Linked DNA regions of Homo sapiens: regions 1 and 3 are each linked to region 2. Evidence: chromatin loops called from intact Hi-C (ENCODE). Cell type or tissue: HCT116. All regions are shown on one strand.

Region 1 (8,000 bases), 220 kb before region 2:
ACTGGTTCCATGAACAAAAGCTGGATGTGAAGCTGCCAGTAAATATCACGGGCAGTGATTGAAGAAGGGGGGAGGCAGGACAAGGCAGATGCCCTGAGGCCTGCAGAGCATTGGAAGCATCACAAACCAGCTGTTCTTTTAGTGTTCAGGGTGCCTTCTTGGCTGTACAACTAAAAAGTACCCAGGAGATCCCTGGGCATGAACACTTTGGGCTCAGGTGGCATCCATCACCTCTCTTATGATGAGGCAGTCAAGAGATAAGCCTGCCCAACTCAGAACATGGGAGATGTCAGTTTCAGATTGGACATACATTCCCTGAAGTACTTCTCACCTTTCTCTCTACTCCTTTGCTGTCCTTGGCATTCAGTATGTTAACCCTTATGCTGAGCTGCGCTACTCTGTTCAGTTGCCTGGAATTCAGGAATCTACTCTACTATTAGAAACTCCAATTAGGAAACCAAGCATGTCCTTAGTGATAATGGGTTTTGGATATTAGAAAGATTCTGCCTGAACCAGAGATGAATAGGGGAGCCCCTCCTTCCTACTCTCTTGCATTGACTGCATTCTACTCATAGACAAGACTGAAAACATCAGATGTTCAAAACAGGAAGGAATTCAGATGATTTCAACCAAAGGAGCGGCTCCAATTATGATCTGCCATGGTAGTACCAAAAATATGATCAAAATTCACCTAAAGAAAACCCAGATTTTCTTTAGGTGTAGGGCCTAGGAGACCCACAGATCAACTTAAGCCCTCCAGATTTGATAGAAACTGAGAATGCTTTACAAAGAAAAAAAAGCATTTTAAGAAAAGCCCAAGAGAAGTTAACACCAGTTACATAAACTAAATGGATGGTAAATTGGTTATCATGCATCTTTTGAAAATTTTCCAAAATAATGACTGAACAAGGCGAGGAGCTATTTAGCCAGACCATATTAAGAAAGCACAGGCTGGATGCCTGTAATCCCAGCACTTTGGGAGGCCAAGGCGGGTGGATCAACTGAGGTCTGGAGTTTGAGACCAGCCTGGCCAACATGGTGAAACTCTGCCTCTACTAAAACTACAAAAAATTAGCTGGGTGTGGTGGTGGGAGCCTGTAATCCCAGCTACTCAGGAGGCTGGGGCAGGAGAATCACTTGAATCCAGGCGGGGGCGGAGGTTGCAGTGAGCCAAGATTGTGCCATTGTACTCCAGCCTGGGCAACAAGAGCAAAACTCCGTCTCAAAAAAAAAAAAAAAAAAAAAAGCGCAGAGGTTGGGCACGGTGGCTCACACCTGTAATCCCAGCACTAAAAAAGCGCAGAGGTTGGGCACGGTGGCTCACACCTGTAATCCCAGCACTTTGACAGGCCAAGGCGGGTGGATCACCTGAGGTCAGGAATTCAAGACCAGCCTGGCCAACATGGCAAAACCCTGTCTACTAAAAACATAAAAATTAGCCAGGCATGGTGGCACACACCTGTAATCCCAGCTACTCGGGAGGCTGAGGTAGGAGAATCGCTAGAACCCAGAAGGTGGAGGTTTCAGTGAGCTGAGATCATGCCACTGCCCTCTGGCCTGGGTGAGAGTCTCAAAAAAAAAAGAAAGCACAGAGAAGTTGGTCCAGAAAAACTAACATACAACAAGCCTGCTGATAACTGCAGAGACTTGGATGGAAAAAGATTAATCTAGCATTCTCAAACTAAGTGTCTATAGTTTTTGCCCCCAGACTTTGTATGTGGTGGTTGTGGGGTACATATTCCCTCACGACCTTTCCTGAGTTAACCTCTCAGTGGAGGTGAGACATAGTGCCATGCATTGCTTACCAGGGTCGGAAATGTTTCCAGCCACAGCTTTTGCATCCATCACCATCGGGGAGATGGTTTTGCTCAATTCATCAGAGGCAGCTTTCACAGCCTCACGGAACTTGGGATCCTCGGAATTCTCCACCTCCCTCTTAGCCACCAGCAGGATCCGGTTGGCCCGACGAGCAATACTGGTTGCCCCAGCAACCAGCATCTGAGGCTGAATGTTGGCCATAGCTACCTTGCACTTGTCCAGGTCTTTTTTAATTGCTTCTTCTGAAGCATCCAACAGAGATTTGGTATCAATGGCTTCGTCCACCAGCCCTGTTAGGAAAACAGAAATGGAATTTAGTTTCAATTTAGAAGAACAGAAACTCCAAAACACTGTTATCCACTCAAACTTCTCATGAGAAAGTATAACATCCAGAATTCTCTTCTTCAGCTCAAACTCTTCCTACATAATCAAAAGCTTCCAGGTAAACACCACAGTTAAAAAAAACAGTGAGGACATAGCCCAAAAGCCCATCTGGATTTGCAGCATTTATACCAACCGTGGTTGCCAGCCTTCTTGTATCCACCCCAGACAACCAGAAATGCAACATCGGGAGGAAACAAGGAATATGTCTGAAACCATCACTGCATCACCACCACGTTATCTGTGAATAATATTTTCTCCCTGTCCCTCTCACTCCCCAGCCATCTGTTGCTTGTTGGCAGCTTGTAGTGCTCAAGATGAGCCATGCGGAGGATTCCAATAACCCTAACAGCCTATTTCTTATTCCTGTTACCTCTCTTCAGACACCTCAGGAGTTCCACTTTCATCTCGGGCTGCCATGGACCCCAGTCACAGCAGGTTCTGCAGGGACAGCAAAAAGCCTACATTCCTCATTCCTTCTTTCCTATCTCTCCCTTTACAGAGAATGAAGACGATTCAGAGGTGCCACTTCAATTGCACAGACACAGGTTTGCTGGTGGTTGGTTTCTCCTTTTTAAAAAAACTACGTAGTTGATAAGTTGGAGGAAACTTTGAGACAAGTTGTATTAAATGGTAGCTATTGTGGTTCCTTGAAATGTGAACCCACTGAAAATGACAGGGACACTTACTGTATCCACAAACACCGCCTCCCAGCCTCTGAAACCAAACTCGGGCTCGGACTGGGCAAAGACACTATTCAAAGAGAAGATAGGAGTGGTGACAATAAACATCACGCCAGGAGGGCAGCATTAAAATAAAAGAGACTCAAAGAGTCTCTCTTCTGACAAAGTTGCAAGGCTTGAATGAGAAGCCGCCACTGCTCAGCAGCCTTAAGCAGAGCCAAGTACACTGCTCAGCACGTGACCGGCCCTTTATCCAATTACAGCTGAGTAACAGAACCAGTCCCGCTCCAATTTCTCAGAACTCATTCTTCATGGATTAGACAACAAGATTTGTATAGAAAACTCTACCTGTCATTTTTTCAACATTATCGATCCACTGGTTCTTCATGGTCTCAAAATGTTCATAAGCAGCTTGATTTCCAGGGTTCCTAAGTAAGATACGAGCAGCCGAGACCACCTGACAATGACAAAACACCTTTAAACACCAGAGCACCCTTGCTCTCCAGATACAAACCTTCAGCCAAGCTTTCTCCTCTTTACCTACAGATGGCACTGTAAAGCCAGAAAGTGGCAAGTCTCTTTTCAGGCTGAATACATGAGGTTTGGTCTCAATAAACAGCTCCCCAGAATGGGCCCTTCACAGGAAGGTTTTACCATCACAGCCTGATTTTAAGAAGGTAATAAAGTGACAAAGTAAATGAGTGTCCACTTGATACTTCAGAAGAACATACACAAAACTGGCATATGTTTAAACACTTGATGTCAACTCTTCCATCTTAAAAATCACCATTAAGAAGGATACCGAAAAGTACTCAAAACTGATTTATGAATAATATGAAGAAAAAATCCTCACAACAACCCCATGAGACAGGACAGTTAATATCTCTACTTTAGAGATGCAAAAACCAAGTCTCAGAAAATTTAAGTGACTGCTCAAGAGGTCCTGGCCAGTCAGTTACAGCATTTGGGGAAAAAAGGATTAACATTTGCCACGTATCTGGTAAGATACAGGCTGTACATGCATATTCTTAATCCAAATAGAGTCCATTAGGAAGGAGTTAGCTCCATTTTACAGATGAGAGACTAAGCATCAAGAGCACAGAGGAGTCGGCCGGGTGCAGTGGCTCATACCCATAATCCCAGCACTTTGGGAGACCGAGGCGGGTGGATCACTTGAGGTCAGGAGTTTGAGACCAGCCTGGCCAATATGGTGAAACCCCATCTCTAATAAAAATACAAAAAACTAGCCGGGTATGGTGGTGGACGCCTGTAATCTTAGCTACTGGGGAGGCTGAGGCAAGAGAATCGCTTGAACCCCGGAGGCGGAGGTTGCAGTGAGCCAAGATCATGCCACTGCACTCCAGCCTGGGCAACAGAGCAAGACTCCGTCTCGGAAAAAAAAAAAAACTCACAGAGGTCTCAAGTCCAAATCTGTCTCCAGAGTCCTCATTTTATCTATAATTGGTGTTATAAGCCTAGATTCCTGTTCCTCCTTTTTAGGAATCTCAGTTTCATATTGAAATTGTATTTTATGTTCCATGTTTTATGGGAGCTTTTAAAGAGTGTTAGACATGTTTGTAGCTTATGAAAAATTGTGTAAAAGTTGGACAAGTTAAAAAGTTGGACAAGAGGATCTAATTTATTAACACGCCACACAGGCAAAAGTTTAATGATTCAGAGACATGTTTATTTCCCCCATATCTCCTCACAAGTTCACACATAAGCCAGTATCACAAATTTATAAAGCCTAGCATAGTTTCGAATGTATCATAGGCACTCAGTAAATGTCTGAATAAATAAATGAAAAAATAATGAATTTTCTATAATTTGAATAGAAGAAAAATTGCACAAACATCACACTAAATAATGTTGAGCTAATATTTTTAAGAAAACCTATCACATAGTAAACTTTTAATAACTGTACAGTTTGGTTTTTTTTCCCAATCTTCCTTTGCTCCCAAACTTACTAGCCATGCCTTGTTACACAATAAGTAGAAAAAAGAAAGTTATAGAAACAGATCAATTTAAAAAAAAAAAAAAAACTCTCACAAAGATGTGGAGAAAAGATATAAACTCCAAAATCAAAACAAAGTAGCCTCTTAAGATTATCCAAGCCGGCCGCAGTAGCTCATGCCTGTAATCTCAGCACTTTGGGAGGCCGAGGTGGGCGGATCATGAGGTCAGGAGTTCAAGACCAGCCTGGCCAACATGGAGAAACCCTGTCTCTACTAAAAAATAGAAAAATTAGCCGGGCATGGTGGCGGGTGCCTGTAATCCCAGCTACTCAGGAGGCAGAGTCAGGAGAACCACTTGAACCCAGGAAGTGGAGGCTGCAGTGAGCTGAGATTACACCATTGGACTCCAGCCTGGGTGACAAGAGCGAAACTCTGTCCCTCAAAAAAAAAAAAAAAAAAGATTATCCAAATATTTTCCTAGTTATGTGTGTATGTGGCAAGGGGATTGCTTTACTAATTTTTTCTACTTTCAAAACTAAGATCGAGACCATCCTGGCTAACAAGGTGAAACCCCGTCTCTACTAAAAATACAAAAAAAATTAGCCGGGCGCGGTGGCGGGCGCCTGTAGTCCCAGCTACTCGGGAGGCTGAGGCAGGAGAATGGCGTGAACCCGGGAAGCGGAGCTTGCAGTGAGCCGAGATTGCGCCACTGCAGTCCACAGTCCGGCCTGGGCGACAGAGCGAGACTCCGTCTCAAAAAAAAAAAAAAAAAAAAAAAACTAATAAATAGTCCTTGTAAAAAAAAATTCAAATGTTATGAAAATGTATAAAGACGGTGACAGGGTCTTGCTCTGTCACCCCAGGCTGGAGGGCAGTGGGGCAATCAAAGCTTACTGCAGCCTCAACCTTCTGGGCTCAAATAATCCTCCCACCTCAGCCTCACAAATAGCTGTGTTCACAGGCATGCGCCACCACACCCAGCTAATTTTTTTTTTTTTGGTAGAGTCGGGGTCTTGCTGTATTGCCCAGGCTGGTCTCAAACTCCCAGGCTCAAGCAGTCCTCCCGCCTCACCCTCCCAAAGTGCCGGAATTATAGGTGCTACCGTGCTGGCCTGTATATGTTTTTTTATGCCATCTTACGGTAAGTATTCAAAAATGTATAGAAACTGTTCTGTAATTAACTTTCTTTACTGAACACTGTATGAGGAATGAGCAAAACCCAACCTGGGGTGTGAGTTCTCGGGCCGTCTTCACTGAGGCCTGAATGCCTTCCACTGTTGATTTATTAGCAGTACCAACCGCAGCCGCCTTCTCGGCCGTAGCACCAAGCTTTCCTGAATGGTTTTCAAAGTTAGCTGCCCTCTCATCAAATACCTTGAGGAAAAAACAGATATTAAGAACATTTATTTCAATAAAATGGGTCAGGCAGCCTAAGAAAAAGTTTCATCCTTTAAGAAGGGCAGCAACTGCTCAAAGACTTTAGAGATGACATCAAACCCTAGTTAATAAAACAACAGTCAAACTCCAAATCCTGGCCTTGATGGATCTCCTCAGACGTTTAGCCATCACCATCATGTGCAAATGCACACAAACACACTCACACACACACGCACATAACCTTCATTTCCAGTTCAACCAGTGCTTACCAGGTACAAGCAGGAGCATTATATACTCTGCAGTAATTTGCTGAATGTGAAGACTAAACAACCCCCATTCTCAAAAGCTTATCTTCTAGTTTGAAGAAGACAGTCAAGCCCACTCCAGGCTCTATTGTAGGCAGCTGGGTACATTAAAAGCCCAGAACATCCACACAGTCCTAAATTGAGCTCCAGGCTCCCCAGAGCAGCATCCTTCATATATCCCATTACCATTAATGTTGTAAAAACTCTGCCATTGACCTCCAAGGGAAAAATGATAGCTGGTGCTCACACTCAGGCCTCAGGGCAAGGATGACTGACTTTTATTAACCCCAAATGCAAAATCATCTACTTAATTGTTCATTCAGCTCTCAAATTCTAAAAAAGTTAATGTTTCCTTTAACAGGGATACTGTGCAAGGTTGCATACTGTGGAGGGGACTATTAAACTTAAAGTAGCAAGAGATCTTTGGTCATTTGTTAGAATAGATTCTTGCAAAAGCTTATCTTCTTCAAACTAGAAGATAAGCTTTGGAGAATGGGGTTTATTTAGTCTTCACATTCAGTTACTTACTTACTGCATTATTAGAACTGATGCTTCCCAACAGCACTGGGTCAGGTTTATACACTACACGAACATGTCTGGAGCTGCCTAGTGGAATGCGTCCTCTTTTTTGTCAACTTCTGCCTAACTTGGAGATCAGTTCTGGCTCTAGACAATCTCTAAAGGTCTCTTGGTTCAATAGCAGGTTCCAAATCATTGCCAGTGTTCTGTGTCTATCTTCTCAAGTCTCTTCCCCACGCCAGCCTCTTGTTTGGATTTAACTACATGGGTTCCTGCCATTTAATGCTGAGAATCTCTGCCTAAAATCCCTGATCTCCTAGCCTCCTTCCCGTGGCCTCAGTTCTTTTACCCTAGCTGGTCTCCCACACTCTGGATCTCCTGGGCTTTTACCTACCTAATATCCTTGGTTGACCATCTCAATGCCAGACCATGACTGCTGCTCCTTCTGATTTAACTAACTGCTTAACTTGCTTTTCTCGTCACTCAACCAAAATTTACTGAGCACCTACTATGTGCCAGACCCTGAGACAGGTGCTGAGGACACAAAAATGAGTAAAACACAATATCCTCATCTCAAGGAACTCACAGCCCAGTGAGAAAAAAGCACTCGAAAACAGATTTACAATACAGTGTGCTATGTACAATAATAGAGCTAAGCACTGATACTATAGGTAGGAGCAAAAGAAAAAGCACTTAACCTCTCTAGGAAACAAAGGATAATAGGATGAAGGATAAATAGTAATTCACCAAAAAAGAAGGGGAAGATAATTACACAGAAAAAACAAAGACATGGAAAAGACAGACTGTGCAGGAAACCACAAGCAACTAGGTATAGCTAGGGCCAGAAATGAGAGGGAGGGGTTTGTAGGAAACAGGTATGGGAAGTGTCAGAGCTAGATCACAGAGCCCTGGCCTTATCCTCTGTGAAAGTACAGGCCCCACTGAAGGGTTTAAGCAGGAGA
Region 2 (8,000 bases):
TGGATCATCTGAGGTCAGGAGTTCAAGACCAGCCTGGCCGCTTTTACCAAAAAATACAAATATTAGCTGGGTGTGGTGGTAGGCACCTGTAGTCCTAGCTACTCAAGAGGCTGAAGCATGAGAATCGCTTGAGCCTGGGAGAAGGAGATTGCAGTGAGCCAAGATCATCAGGCCACTGCACTCCAGCCTGGGCAACAGAGTGAGACTCTGTCTCAAAAAAAAAAAAAAAAAAAAGAAAGAGCTGGATGAGGCCAGGCGTGGTGGCTCACATCTGTAATCCCAGCACTTTGGGAGGACAAAGCAGGAGGATCATTTGAGGTCAGGAGTTCAAGACCAGCCTGGCCAACATGGTGAAACCCTGTCTCTACTAAAAATACAAAAAATTAGTCAGGCATGGTGGCGTGTGCCTGTAATCCCAGCTCCTCAGGAGGCTGAGGAGAATCACAAGAATCACTTGGGCCTGGGAAGTGGAGGTTGCAGTGAGCCAAGATCACGCCACTGCATTCCAGTTGGGGCGACAGAGGGAGATGATGAGACAAAGAAAAGGGAAGGGAAGGGAAGGGAAGGGAAGGGGAGGAGAAGGGAGGGAAGGGGAGGAGAAGGGAGGGGAGGGGAGGGGAAGGGAAGGGGAGGGAAGGGAAGGGAAGGAAAGGAAAAGAAAAGAAAAAGAGAAAGAAAGAAGGAAAGAAAAGAAAACAAAAGAGCTGGATGAGAAAGTTCTAAAGGTAGAGACTCGTGCCACATGCAAATGGCGACTTAACATCGGGTCAATTAGAGAAGGACTAGGCAATGATGAGTGTTCTGCTAGAGCGGCAAGAAATGCCCGTGGCTCCCTGCTGCAAGCTTCCTCATTTGAATCAGGCCTTGGCAGCCACCACACCCACCAGGGTAAGTCATATGAAGGCCCCATGGGAAATCCCAGAGCCTAGCTAGGCCCAGTGGCCCACAGGCAGGCACTCCAGCAGCTGCACACTAAACTGGTTCTGTAGTCACAATGACAAGCCAGGGCCTGCTCGTCACAGGGTCCTCAGAATCAGGGTTTTCCGGTACCCAGTCCACAACCTTCCCTGGGGCCACAGTTGCAGCTGCTGTTCCCTGTGATATTAGCTCAGCTCACCTGGCCTCTTGGCACGAGGGAAGTTCCCAAGAGCGCAGGGGTGAGGACCTGGTCGAGGGAGCAGTAAGCCCCCTCCTCTGGCACCTCTAGCCAAGCCAGCTTTCTAGGTAGTCATCCAATTCAGCCACACAAAGTGCTGACAGGAGGAACTGTCATCCTGGGGCTGCATAAAGGAAGATAGGCCAGACCCTGGAGGGCAGAGGGCTGCACCTGGCTGGGATGCCCAGACGGGCCCATGGGTGACAGACAGCACCTTATGCCCCAAGCTCAGTTTCTAGCAGTGTTTGCAGAGCCTGTGCTATTTTAGGTTTCTTTGTCATCATTGCAGGCAAACTGGACTGGAGGAGTCTGATTAGAAGAGAAAGAACCGGTTTAACAGAGCTAGGGTGATGGGGGTTGCTTCCCGGAGCTGGCACCATAGCACCAGGCAGAAGAGCGGGTGTCAATGCTTCCGAGGCTCAAGACTGGTTTAAGATTATGGCATTGGGTTTCAGAGCAACTTGTCAGAATAAAGGAGGCAAAGAGGAGGACTTTGAGCTTCAGGAGCCAGAGGCTATAATTTCTGTCTCAGGAATAATGATGACAACAATAATACCCTTATTATAAATGTGCTTTATAATATACAAGATACCTTCATAGACATTATCTCATTTGATCCTTACTGCAGCCCTATGAGGCAAGCAGATATTCTTCATCGCATCTTAAATATAAGGAATCTAAGTCTCACCCAGGTAAGTGACTTGCCCAAGGTCACAGTCTTAAGAAAGTGGCAATGGCAGGGCCTGCATCAATGTAGAAAGGGGTTTGGGGAACCTAGACCTGCATAGCTAGAGGTCTTTGCAGGAAGAAAGGAACTCAGAGAATGAATGGGGAGCCCTGGCCTTCTGCTGATGGCCCCAGGAAATATGGGGCTTCATGGCTCTGTGGCCTGAGAAGTGACCCCATACACAGCCTGCTAGTGGTCTGGGCATGCAGGGCCATCACAGCGGGCCCCCAGGCAGCTTCATCTCCTCTCTTGGCTGGCGGGTGGGAAGGGTTTTTCTGTTCCCCTAATGCCGCCCCCTGAGTCAGCTCTCTGGCATTGCCCTGGCATGTCCTGGGCCCCACGCCCAGGCAGTGAGGAGGTGCTGGCAGATTGCCCAGGGAATGCTGCTGTCTTAACTTAAGCCAAATCCTAATTACGACCCCCTTCCCGGAGGCAACCCAATAATAGCTGCATTGGGGGCTGTAACTTGTAGGCACAGGGTGAGTCTCCCCTGCCCCTTGGGCTTTCTGGCACAGGTGTCACTGGGCACCCACCTTTACCTGACGGCTGCAGCCCTGGAGGGAATGCAGGGAACAAATCCATTTTATAGACTTTGGCTGAGCCAGGCTCCCACCCCAGGGCCCTGCTTGGGTTTCTGGTCACATCCAAATAGCTACGGAGGGAGTTGCTTTTGGACAGAATGGAGGAAAACAGAGCCAAGACTCCAGCCTGAAGCCGCCTCAGCTGTTTCTGGGGCTCTGACTCAGAAGCTGCTTCTCAGGAATGTGGAGCACTGGGGCCTCTGAGACCCTTGTCCAGGCACAGCGGAATGAACAACTGGGTGGAGGGGATGTTTCACTCTTCTCTGTCTTTTCTGAAAACACCCGCACACAGAAACTCACCACTGGGCAGGCTGAGAGCTCCTCCAGGAAGGAAGCCTTCCCGGACTCCCTCAGACCCCAGGGATCTATCCCTGGAAATGGCCACGGGCAGCCACAACTTGCACTTAGAAAAATGCGGCACTGCACGGGAGTCTGTCTCTATCCCTCTGTATCTTATCTCCCCAACTCTGTTGTGACTTCCTTGACCTCATGCTTCTGAGTGAAAAAGAGTGCCCTGAATATCACATTCATTTGACAAACATGTTGACTGACAGATAATCTGAGAAAAAGGAAGAAATAAATAAACAAAAAGAGGCAAAGATAAATCAGTGAGAAAGTAAGCAGGCAGATCACAACCCAAAGTCTGGGGAATCTGCTTCACTTCCCAAGCAAAGCTCCCAGGCCACCTGGAGAAGGAAGAGCAGGAAGGCTGTGTCGAGGTGGCCTGGTACTTCCTTGTCCCCAGCACCCACTCCAGCCCCAGATGCCCTCAGATCTACCAGAAGACACTGGAGATCCTTATACCTCCTGAAAGGAGGGGTTCTGCAGTGATTCTCCAAATGTGGATGATTTTCTTTTCTCTGCTTCTGGCCTTACTTCCTTGCCCTAAAGCAAGTAGGTGTCTCATGGGATAATTCACAGTGAAATGAGACATAGAGAGAACTAACCCTGGAGGAGAAATCATGTCAGCAGTTTATCACACAATGCATTGATTTTAGATTTGTCTGTGTACCTCATTAGATCATAAGAGCTGGGAGAGTAGAGAAGGGAGGTCTTGTTCACCAAACTAGTCCCAGAGTATAGCACCCTGCCTAGTACACAGAAGGTGCTCAGTTGGGTGCCCCATATACATTTGTTGATTTGGCTCATTGAGGGGCACCTGGAACCTGCCAGAACACTCCTGTTATCTAGCTGGCATCAGCAACTTTTATTCTGGAGCTCATTCCATGTCTGAGATCTAGTGATCTACTGGAAGAAACCATAGCTGGAGGCACCAATAATGGACTGTGGGGCCTTGGGTTCTAAGACAGACTTGGTGCTGGAAATGACCCCTGGGGTGGAGTGGGCTGAGTAATCTGGTAGCTCTCCGGCTCTCTAAAACTGGGTCTAAGGCGGCCTCTAGTGGACAAGCAGAATCACTGCCCGTTTGGGGTGGAGACCTAGCCTCCTCACTTCTGTGGCCCGCACCATCTCCAGGTTCTCCATCCTTGGGCCCAGAGTGGAAAGCATTCAAGATGGCACCACCACCAATATAAGCGGCCCATATCAGAACAGGATCCATCCAACGGACAGACCCGTTAAAAAGCACTCACTGTGTATAGCACACAGTGCTTGGCCACAAGATATGAGGAGAAGGAGATATAAGGAGGAGAAGACTAGGGCTCTGCTTTTAAGGGACCTATGATCTAAATGAGAAGTTAAAACCAAAATTTTAAGAAAGCAAACAGCAAGCCCATAATTAGGTGCCAACCATTTCAAGGGGTGAGTTCAGAGAATCAGCGCAATCTCATCTGTAAAATGAGAATACCAAAACTTACCCTTAGGGTTGTTATGATGATTAAAATGAGATAGTAGGGAGAAAATATGGCATTATTGTTGTTGTTGTTCAAGCAATCTATGTTCAACATAAGAAATTTATTATTTGTGGCCGGGCGCAGTGGCTCACGCCTGTAATCCCAGCACTTTGGGAGGCCGAGGTGGGGCGATCAAGAGGTCAGGAGATAGAGACCATTCTGGCTAACACAGTGAAACCCCATCTCTACTAAAAATACAAAAAAATTAGCCGGGCGTGGTGGTGGGCGCCTGCAGTCCCAGCTACTCAGGAGGCTGAGGCAGGAAAATGGCATGAACCCGGGAGGCAGAGCTTGCAGTGAGCCGAGATCACGCCGCTGCACTCCAGCCTGGGCGACAGAGTGAGACTCCGTCTCAAAAAAAAAAAAAAGAAGAAATTTATTATTTGTGTTTGTTTGTTTGTGTTTGTTGTTGTTGTTTTTTGGGACGGAGTCTGGCTCTGTTGCCCAGGCTGGAGTGCATTGTTGCAATCTCGGCTCACTGCAACCTCCGCCTCTCGGGTTCAAGTGATTCTCCTGCCTCAGCCTCCTAAGTAACTGGGATTACAGGCATGCGCTACCATGCCCGGCTAATTTTTGTATTTTTAGTAGAGATGAGGTTTCACCATGTTGGCCAGGATGGTCTCGATCTCTTGGCCTCGTGATCCTTCCACCTTGGCCTCCCAAAGTGCTGGGATTATAGGCGTAAGCCACTGTGCCCAGCTGCTAATTTTCGTATCTTTAGTAGAGATGGGGTTTCACCATGTTGGCAAGGCTGCTCTCAAACTCCTGACCTCAAGTGCTGGGACCTCAAGTGCCTCCCAAAGTGGCTTCCTGAGGGCAGGGACATCACCTCTTTTGTTCACTCCTTTTTTTTTTTGAGACAGAGTATTGCTTTGTCACCCAGGCTGGAGTGCACTGGCGTGATCTCTGCTCACTGCAACCTCCACCTCCTGGGTTCAATCAATTCTCCTGTCTCAGTCAAATAGCTAAGACTGCAGGCGCACGCCACCATACCCGGCTAATTTTTGTATTTTTAATAGAGACGGGGTTTCACCATATTGGTCAGGGTGGTCTCGAACTCCTGACCTCAGGTGATCCACCTGCCTCAGCCTCCTAAAGTGCTGGAATTACAGGCGTGAGCCACCGCGACCAGCCTTGTTCACTACTATATCCCCAGCACTGAGACAATGTCCCATTAATATTTCTTTTTTTTTTTTTAAGACGGAGTTTTGCTCTTCTTGCCCAAGCTGGAATGCAATGGCGCAATCTCGACTCACTGCAACCTCCGCCTCCCGCGTTCAAGCAATTCTCCTGCCTCAGCCTCCTGAGTAACTGGGATTACAGGCATGCACTACCATGCCCGGCTAATTTTGTATTTTTAGTAGACATAGGTTTTCTCCGTGTTGGTCAGGCTGGTCTTGAACTCCCGACCTCAGGTGATCCACCCACCTCGGCCTCTCAAAGTGCTGGGATTACAGGTGTGAGCCACTGCACTTGGCCAATATTTCTTAAAAAGGAAGAAAAAGAGATAGGGAAGGAAGGAAGGGAGGGAAGGAAGGGAAGAAAGGGAAAGAAAGGAAGGAAAGGAAGGAAAGGAGGGAGGGAGGGAGGAAATAAAAAAAAGGTAGAGAAAGAAAGAGAAAAAGAAAGAGGAAAATGAATAAAATGGGTCAGCAAAGTTAGAAGGAGGGCTACTGCAGAAACTCGGGAGGCTGAGGAAGGCCTAGTCCAGGATGGTGGGAGGGAAATAAAAAAGAAGAGATGGATACAAGGACATGTAAAGGGAAAAATATATAGGTGTCAGTTCCTAATGATATACAGGATGATAATGATAACAAGTACCATTTATTTAGCATCAGGCATCGAACCATTCACCTACAAATACTATCATTAAATTATTATAACAACCCTACAGTGAAAGTTACAACATCTTTATTTTACCAATGAGGAACATGAAGCTCAGGGAGCTTAGTTACCTTGCCCAGGTCGCACAAGTATTAATAGTAAGCAGCAGTCCCAGAATTCAAACCCAGCTCTGCCCTCTAAGCGAGATAAGGGATGAGTCAAGATTGACTCCAAGATTCTGAACCTAGGTCATCAGCAACTAGTCACGTCACTGTCAGAGCCAAGGGAACCTGAGAAGAAAACTGGTCAAGGTTGGCAAGGGGTATAGTTACAATGGCTAATATTTATTGAGCCCTGACTATTCCAGGCACTGTTTTGCCCTTCACTTATACTGATAATTTATTCCTCATAAAATCCTATCAATAGATAGGAGGAATAAGTTCAAGAGATCTATCAGGAGATACAGCACAGTGATTGGCTGGGTGCAGTGGCCTGTAATCCCAGCACTTTGGGAGGCTGGGGTGGGTGGATCACTTGAGGTCAGGAGTTTGAGACCAGCCTGGCCAACATGGCAAAACTCTGTCTCCACTAAAATTACAATAAATAAATAAATAAATAAATAAATAAATAAATAAATAAATAAAAATTAGCTGAGTCTGGTGGCACGTACCTGTAATACCAACTTAAGCATGGGAGGCAGAGGTTGCAGTGAGCCAGGATCATGCTGCTGCACCCCAGCCTGGGCGACAGAGCGAGACCTTGTCTCAAAAAAAAATAAGTTAGCATGGTGACTATAGTTAATAACAATGTACTGTATTCTTGAAAATAACTAAGAAAGTCGATTCTAAAGTGTTCTCAATACAAAAAACAGTATGTGAGGTATGCATATGTTAATCAGCTGCATTTAGCCATTCCATAATGTATACATATTTCAAAACAACATGTTGTATATGATAAATATATACATTTTTTTGCCAGTGAAAATAAATTAGATGCTAATTAAAAAAAAAAGTCTATGAAGTGAGTACTACTATTCCTATTTTGCCAGTAAGAAAACTGAGGCGCAGACAAGTCATAAAACACAGGCCAGGCACAGTGGTTCATGCCTGTAATCCCAGCACTTTGGGAGGCCAAGGCGGACAGATCACTGAGGTCAGGAGTTTGAGACCAGCCTGGGCAACATGGTGAAACCCCGTCTCTACAAAAAATACAAAAAGAAAATAGCTGGGTATGGTGGCACACACCTGTAGAACCAGTTACTCAGGAGGCCGAGGTAGGTGGATAGATTGAGCTTGGGAAGTCTAGGCTGCAGTGAGCTGTGATTGCACCACTACACTCCAGCCTGGGCAACAGAACGAGACCATGTCTCAAAAACAAAAAACAAAAGAAATGCTCACAGGCTCCCATGGCTAGTGTGTTCTTAACCACCATGTTATCCAGCTTCTCAATGTGGTTAATTTGGATGGGGATCATGTTGAATTTGGGTGGATAGTGGGACATTCAAGTGGGAATGTCTGGAAGGGGATCATTTGTAGCTCAGGTCTGGGACCTAGCAGCCTCTGGACCTTGCCTGGAGTCCAGAGAGTTGGACATGGGTCTTTCTTTTTTTTTTTTTTTTTTCTTTTGAGATGGAGTCTCGCTCTGTCACCCAGGCTAAAGGGCACTGGCACGATCTTGGCCCACTGCAACCTCCGCCTTCCAGGTTCAAGTGATTCTCCTGTCTCAGCCTCCCAAATAGCTGGGATTACAGGCGAACACCCGCACACCTGGCTAATTTTTGTATTTTTAGTACAGACAGGGTTTCGCCATATTGGCCAGGCTGGTCTCGAACTCCTGACCTCTCAGGTGATCCTCTTGCC
Region 3 (8,000 bases), 200 kb before region 2:
GAACAAGTTTCAACTTTACTATTAGGCATTTGTGTATTTTAAAAGTTCAAGCCAGGAGTGGTGGCTCACGCCTTTAATCTCAACACTTTTGAGAGGATCACTTGAGGCCAGGAGTTTGAGACCACAAAACATAGCAAGACCTTATCTCTACAAAATATTGAAAAACTAGCCAAGCATAGTGGCACATGCCTATAGTTCTATCTACTCAGGAGGCTGAAGAAGGAACATTGCTTGAGCCCAGGAGTTCAAAGTTACAGTGAACTATGATCATACCACTGCACTTGAGCCTGGGTGACAGAGCAAGGCCATGTCATTAAAAATAAAAAATTTGGCCGGGCATGGTGGCTCACACCTATAATCCCAGCACTTTGGGAGGCCAAGGCAGGTGGATCACCTGAGGCCGGAAGTTTGAGACCAGCCTGACCAACATGGAGAAACCCCGTCTCTACTAAAAATACAAACTTAGCCGGGCATGGTGGCGCATTCCTGTAATCCTAGCTACTCAGGAGGCTGAGGCAGGAGAATCACTTGAACCCAGGAGGCGAAGGTTGCAGTGAGCCGAGATCGCGCCATTGCACTCCAGCCTGGGCAACAAGAGCGAATCTCCCATCTCAAAAAAATAAAAAAGAAAAAGAAAAAGAAAAAGAAAAAATTTGGCAGGTCATGGTGGCTCACGCCTGTAATCCCAGCACTTTTGGAAGCCAAGGCAGGTGGATCACCTGAGAGTTTGAGACCAGCCTGGCCAACAAGGTAAAACCCTGTCTCTACTAAAATTATAAAAAATTAGCCAGGTGTGGCAGCCCATGCCTGTAATCCCAGCTACTTGGGAGGTTAAGGCAGGAGAATTGCTTGAGCCTGGGAGGCAGGGGTTGCAGTGAGCCGAGATTGCACCACTGCATGCCAGCCCGGGTGACAGAGCGAGACTCCGTCTCTAAATAAATAAATAAATAAATAAATAAAAACATGTTTTAAATAAAGTCAGGCCAGGCATGGTGGCTCACACCTGTAATCCCAGCCCAACCTGGCCAACCTGGCAAAACCCCATCTCTACTAAAAATACAAAAATTAGCCAGGTGTGGCCGGGCACAGTGGCTCACTCCTGTAATCCCAGCACTTTGGGAGGCCAAGGAGGGTGGATCACGAGGTCAGGAGTTCAAGACCAGCCTGGCCAAGATGGTGAAACCCCGTCTGTACTAAAAATACAAAAATTAGCTGGTCGTGGTGGCGGGCGCCTATAATCCCAGCTACTCGGGAGGTTGAGGCAGAGAACTGCTTGAACCACGGAGCTGGAGGTTGCAGTGACCCAAGATCGCGCCACTGCACTCCAGCCTGGCAACAGAGTAAGACTCCATCTCAAACAAACAAACAAACAAACAAACAAAATTAGCCAGGTGTGATGGCGGGCGCCTATAATCCCAGCTACCCGGGAGGCTGAGGCAGGAGAATCTCTTGAACCTGGGAGGTGGAGGTTGCAGTGAGCCAAGATCGCACCACCGCACTCCAGTCTGGGTAACAGAGTGAGACTCTGTCTCAAAAAATAATAAATAAATAAATAAAGTCAGCAAAGGGAAAGTTCACCTCCATCTCAAAAGAATTTAATAGACTATAATATCTCTGTTATCTACTAGCCAAAGAGATAACTCAAAACTGGCAGAGGCTTGTTTTCTGAATCACCCTGTTAGGAGTGAGTTACCCACTACTGCTCTGTAAGGACAGAGGAACTTTTACCTGGCACGGAGGTCAGCCACTTGATCAGTCATCTGCCCTAGCATTTTGCAAGTTCCCAGAATCTCCCTGCGTTCTTTGCCTGCACAGAGTTCACCAACTTTTCCAGCTTCATCTAAGATCTGTCTGATGGCCTGCTCACCAGCATCCCCTAAAATAAAGAGATATTCAATAACTACATTGTTGACACATTCATTATTTAGAGAGGATACTTTACAAGTCATTTCATTCACCAAGGAATGGATGATTTTAAACAAGACGAGTGAATAGAAGGCAACATATCTGATAGCTAACAGCCAAGCAGTGCCCTTAAACCATAGGGTGAGGTTTCAACAACAGACACGCAAAAAAAGATACTTGGAACTGTATCTATTTGGAGATACTAAGTAGCTTGTGGTAAGAATATGGATGATGAAAACAGACTCTAACAATTTAATAGTATTTAGCACCTCCAACCTACTTTAGGTTTTTCACATTCATTCAAATATTAATCTAAAACAGAATAAATATTAGATTAGAAAATCAATAAAGCCTAGTTCAATAACCTATTTGGGTCTTATCTTTATACAGTCAACTTTCCAATTCTCATTGGCATCATGATTTAATCTGCTTAATTAAGAACTCTGTTGACATAAATGGAAGTCTGCTCAATGGGAACTGGAAGAGAAGAACTTTCATTCAAAATAATTACCTTTTGGATTCAGGGAAGGGGAGAACCAAAAATTTTGCAAAGAATGCCCAGCTCAGTATGACTTACTCCTCCGTGATTAGAGGTGATCGAATCTATTCCCTTCATCCTTGTAAGGCCTACTACTTGCTTCAGTTACTCAGAACTATCAGATAATGGGGTATGCCCCATAATGTTACAGTAGTTCTCTCAGATGATGAGATTATGGGAAAATTTCTTTCTTTCATTTGCTTGGTTTTTAGCTTCTCGTTGTATTGATCAGAAAAGCAGAACTAGAGGGTTACCTGGGGAGGCACTAGGGTCACGGAGCCAACCTTTGGCCTGGTTCAGTTTGGAGTCTATGGAGGCCAATGCTCTCTTCATGGCTTCAGTGTCCTTTTGGGAAGAAATCCCACCATTATTTTCTTTGCAAAAGTTGAGATACCATGATAGAACGTAAGACAGAGAAGAAGTTACAGCATTAACATACATAGCTAAGGTAGTCAGTCCTACGAAGGCCTTAAAAATATTGTCACCACACCACAATTCTCATTTCTGTCAAAATGCAGCATCTTGCATGCAAATATTCAGTTAATTCTACTCTGTTGCTAAACAGAGTGGAATTGGGTTCCCTATTGCTAAAACTGTGAAAACTGGTAAAATTGCTCAAGCCAGAATATGTTTAATGTCTTCAGCAGGAAAAAGCCCTGTTGTCACATGCCTCATTGTCAGCCTTTCCACTAGTCAACATTCATCTACTGCAGCCTTGCCAAAGCCCTTCCCACCTCAGGGAAGCCTCGTTAGTATGTGGTGCCACAAATCACAGTTCTTTTACATCTTGTTTTGAAATGCACACACTGGATGATATTTCACTATATTCAATTAACCTGAAAAACTTGGAATTACTGGTTGGAAGAAACAATTGAAAATGTTAATCTAGCAGTTTAATTTTAATTCTACAAATAAACCCCTCAAAGTAATATAATTTAGAAGTGTTTTCTGACCTTCCCTGCTATTCCTCCTTCTTAGTTCCCTTACTATCCCTCACCTGGAAGAAGATGCAGGATAGAATAAATGGGTCTCAGCTTATTTTTTACAACCAGGATTCACGAGGACTATCAGGAAACTAGCATAAAATCTCCCAGGATACACCAGGAGAAGCTGAAACAACAGACTAATCACTTTAAATGTATTTAAGTATTTCCGTAAATTTTTTTAAACACATAAAAACACAGAGAACAATATAACACCAGCCATCTCTTAAGTCTCTATTTAGCATCTTCAAAGACCATCTATCCTCCTTTTTGCTGTAGGAAACTGACTCTTACAGAGTTAAGCCATCAAAGCACAAAGTTAACCTCTAAAATTCTAGGCAATGTCCTAGCTTCCTTCAGTTTCCAATCCTGCACAACTGGGGTTCTTAAAGGTGTTGCACCACTAGTTTTCCACACGGGGGCACCAGGAGCATCCCCACTTCCAATTCAAAAAAAGATACAGCACTATCACAAATAAGCATTGGCAGCACCCATAGTTAGGCTCAAGGTCCACAACTGTTCCAAAGCCCCCTATTCAAAAGACAGATCTCTCAACTGTCGGAATCCCTCCTTCCCCTTCTAAACAGACACAGATGATTCTCCTGTTGAATCCTTGGCTATCTAAGGCTCTAAATAGCAAATTCTCAGCTATAGCAATGAAAAAGAAGTGAACTAAATTACCAAAAAAATTGAAAACAAAATATTTTTATTATCAAGTTATATGTAACCATGGTAGCTGTCAATAAAAGGCAGAATCATAAGAGGATCTATTTCAAAATCCACTTGTAATTAGAAGAAGATATGTGGTATTTTTAAGTGCTTTGATTCTCAAATGGTTTGAATATCAGCAAATCTCTCCTATCATGTCTTAAATTAATTTGTGCAGAAAACGTTGCCTTCAAAATTAATGCAAAGGTCAACTTTAGCTTAATTCCAAATTAGCAAGGCCTGAATCAATAACTTTTTAAAAGACTTGAGGCCAGGCAACTCCTAACCTCAGAGAACTGGGTAGCCTTCAGGATCTAACACAAGTTATCTAGGCATAGGTTTTCTTTTAATCACAAACTCTTACTTAGGAAGTGTGTGGACATCCTGGAGAATAATTATGTCAATGTAAAAATATTTCACTTAAAACCTGTTAAACCATTTTCCTAACACACTTTTATTTTCAGTGAGAAAAGCAATAGGTATTTATTACATTTCAAAAATCTAAATTCAAAGGGAAACGAAGGTCAGAAATTTTTATGTCTACTCTAACATTAAAGGCTACTAGTTAGGAAACTAAATTCAACTGACATGCATTGAATTTAATATGCATTCCCTGCATGTTAGGTTCTGTTTTAGCTACTTTCCCCCTCCTTACCTCATTGAATCTCAAATTTAAATGTCATTTAAATAATACTACAAATTAAGAAACAGGAACTGACTCCTACAAACCTAATTTGATCTCAGGTTTGTTGACTCCAAACCTCATTGCTTATCAAATGAAACAAGATTTTTTTTTCTTTTACCAAGGAGAGTTGCTAAAGATTCTACTAATCTCCAACAATAGTCAGCAAATCTCTGCCTTGTCAGTTTTGACTTTGGTTAATACTGCAGAGAAAATAAGCTCCAGAAATCAAATTCATAATCTACACTAACAAAAATGACTGCTTTTATTCTCCAATGCCCAAAAATGATTTGAAACACAATGGAAAAAATAGTTTTTGTCTATTCAGCATCCTCAAAAATCATTTCTTTTTTTCTCCTTAATAAAGCTCTAATGGCCAGTACTGCAAGGAAAGAATGTAATTCTCAGGAAGTGAGTAATTTACTGCTCAGTGGGAGGTGTGACACCGTCAAGAAGTTAAAATTAAGAGATGTTCATTTTCCCCTAAAAGGAACCAATAGCCAATTTTGAATGAAGCTGCATTTAATAACTGCGACTTTCAATAAGTTACCAAAATTTTTAACAGCATTAATTTTAGACAATTTCAGAGATTTAAAACAATAACTGAAAGAGCCATCTTAAATTCTTTCTGGAAAACAGTAGGTTATAAGTAACCATTTTATGTTAGTCATATCTAGTAAAAACAAACATGTCTAAGGGAATTTTTTTCTCCTAAGACTTTCATATATATTTCTTTTGAAAGGCAATATTTATTATAGAATTGACAGAATTCTGTCATAAGCATGTAAGTATACAAACAATGAATATGACATAAACAAATTCACTGGACAACTAGGACAGAAGTCAATTTGGGGATATATTTATAAAGGGTGAAAATAATCGTAACCCTTGTGGTCAGCCATGCTTTGTACCACAAACCATTTTGCTAAACCTTGTCATGTAGGTCTGTATATTTCAGGTCAGTATAATTCAGATATGAAATAGAAGAGAGAAAAACTGCACCTTCATTTGAGTATTCTTCTCTGTAAAAGCTCAACTTTGGGAAAAAGAAAAGTCTCTACCAATTTCTTATCTGTTTTTGGTTTGTTTTTCAGGGGGTTTGTGGGTGTTGAAAGAGTGAAGTATAAAAAGACCAGGTCTAGTCATGTGGCTTTGGGGACAGCTGGCCTGAATCTATCTGGGTCCTCCCCCACCATGTTATGCTCCTTCTTAACATAAAATTCTTATGAATTCATGTTTTAAATGAAAAAAATACAGTGCCTTGGCACTCTTCCCTGCATACCAAAAGATGGAACGACAAGCTAAACCATTTGTACGTGCTTTCCTAGGAACTGAAACACTCCTTAAATTAAACATAGATTTAGGCCTCAGAACACCTGTGAATAATAATGACCTCCTTCTATGGACAATCAAGAGGAACTTCGGTTAAAAAAGTAAAGTCCTGCAATCCTAGGCTCTTGAAAATTTTAAATATGGGGAATAAGAACCTCTCTCCATGACTGCCCACCATACTCTCCCTTCTCCCTCCACCAACACCTGTCTTCCCACTCCATCCCCTTTCTAACCTCATTTCCACCTGCAAGTCAATGTTTTAAACCAGATGTTTCTGGTTTAAGATGTTTCTGGAAAGTATAGATTGGGCAGTAGAACAAAATCTTACAAACTACATTTAAACAAGAGAAAGTTGTCTAGTCCTGAGACTTCATGCAAGTTACCTTCTCTGGGTCTCAATTCCTCATCTCTAAGAATACCTTCCTGGCTCTAAAAATCTATGCTACCTATGAGTGCATGATCAGATGTACTAGCCAAAGATAACTTAGATCAGAAGGGAAACATCAATTTATTTTGGGATTTTCTCCTCATGGGGAGCAGGGAGATAAAATATCATAAATGCCTGAATTAACTATTTCTCTCAAGCTCTTAGAGATCTTTCATTCTATTAGCTGCTAAAAACAAAACACTAGAACACTTGCTCATAGAAAGCCCACAAATGACCTTTTTTTAATTTAACAAATCAACTCTTAAATCCCAGTGGTCTGCAAGTAAGGGGGTAGTATTACACACTCACAAGTTCTAACCAACATTTCCTGCCTTAGTTAAGTTTGCTAATCTTCTGTATAAGGCATCTGAGTCACTTACTACTTTTACCCACCACCAGCCCAGGACCACAGTGGGGAGAGACCCACCACAGGAACTAATTCTGAATAATAGAATTTAATGATTCACGGTGCAAAGCTGCAGGAGTGCCTATGTAGGGTTCAAAGTCTTAGCAGTGAAATTTTTTTTTAATTTTTTATCTCACTTCCTCTTAATTCTCAGCATGCATCAAGATACAAGTAATATAAATACCAAAAAAATTAAATGTAGAGCACTAAATTTACAAAGGGTAGAATTAGAATTGTGTTTAACTCAAATTCTTTTAATAAATAATGTATTTTCAGAAAAAAATGCTAACCTAATTTTTAATGATCACTATAAAATGATTGTTGATTTAAGAAAAGGAAACTTTTTACTTTTAAAATAAGTGAAGTGTTTAAAGTCAAAGTTACTTTTAAATTTGTAAATGTGCAATTTGAATATAGGTATAAAAGGTAAAATAATCAGTTATTGCATTGCCTCTTTAAAATCTTAACTTATTCGGCAAGACGCACTTTTACCAAGAATTTTTTCCACTTACTTTCTTCCCCCACTTTTCTAGAGGAATCATCACTTTCCAGAAGAATACTGCACCAATGGGGAGGCATGAAACAAGTATGGTAAGACAAAGTTAATTATTTATTGGTAGGGGCGAGAAGAGGTGAAAGACACTGTATGCATTAAACAGAATGGGAACCCAGCAGTCACAGTCAGACAAAAGGTCTGATTAATTCACTGCTTACAGTGGAGCAATGAAAGATGCGTAATGCTACAAAACTGAAAAAGAGCCAAAATCCTAGCTACCAATTTCTATTTTCAGGGTAAAATTTTTTTCTATTTTGATAACCAATAGAAATGATTACTCTTAGAGGGTGAGGAGCGGTAGAGTGGATGGGAACCAGGTTAGGAGGAAGACTTATCAGGTATATCTTTTTGCAGCACTTTGATATTTGAACCACATAAATGTAAAACAAAAGCAAAATTAGGTTAAAAATAAACCTCTTTTTTTATTCTGATGTCATTAGGTTAAAAAATAAGCATCTCTTTT

What was found. A loop is a pair of places that touch in the nucleus more often than their neighbours do. Peaks named below come from ENCODE experiments on the same cell type or tissue, not always from the same donor. Only the 100,000 strongest peaks of a DNase experiment are listed, where the experiment ranks them.
Region 1: it touches region 2 in a loop (9-fold over the local background); 21 of 110 quality-filtered maps call a loop at or near these places.
Region 3: it touches region 2 in a loop (21-fold over the local background); 92 of 110 quality-filtered maps call a loop at or near these places.

Annotation. Positions count from the first base shown.
Region 1 is chr10:74,099,159-74,107,158 of GRCh38, reverse strand. VCL (vinculin) reads right to left here. Exons shown (of 22, transcript NM_014000.3): 14 at 6,062-6,211; 15 at 3,231-3,339; 16 at 1,806-2,108. Among named protein-coding and RNA genes, the nearest start is that of AP3M1, 48 kb to the left of the region's middle. In HCT116, a CTCF peak has its summit at 3,434 (motif pointing right); a DNase peak (open chromatin) is centred at 3,438.
Region 2 is chr10:73,882,115-73,890,114 of GRCh38, reverse strand. It overlaps LOC124902454 (a long non-coding RNA gene), which reads left to right and starts at 652. Exons shown (of 2, transcript XR_007062196.1): 1 at 652-888; 2 at 1,446-1,653. RefSeq lists enhancers at 1,207-1,286, 743-1,701, 1,848-2,566, 1,730-2,929, 3,861-3,970. In HCT116, CTCF peaks have their summits at 3,675 and 3,878 (motif pointing left); DNase peaks (open chromatin) are centred at 904, 2,224, 2,600 and 3,850; H3K4me3 peaks cover 2,476 bases; H3K27ac peaks cover 3,923 bases.
Region 3 is chr10:74,077,242-74,085,241 of GRCh38, reverse strand. It overlaps VCL (vinculin), which reads right to left. Exons shown (of 22, transcript NM_014000.3): 7 at 2,698-2,788; 8 at 1,729-1,876. Among named protein-coding and RNA genes, the nearest start is that of AP3M1, 70 kb to the left of the region's middle. In HCT116, a CTCF peak has its summit at 3,839 (motif pointing right); DNase peaks (open chromatin) are centred at 3,851, 5,251 and 5,721; H3K4me3 peaks cover 1,092 bases; H3K27ac peaks cover 2,749 bases.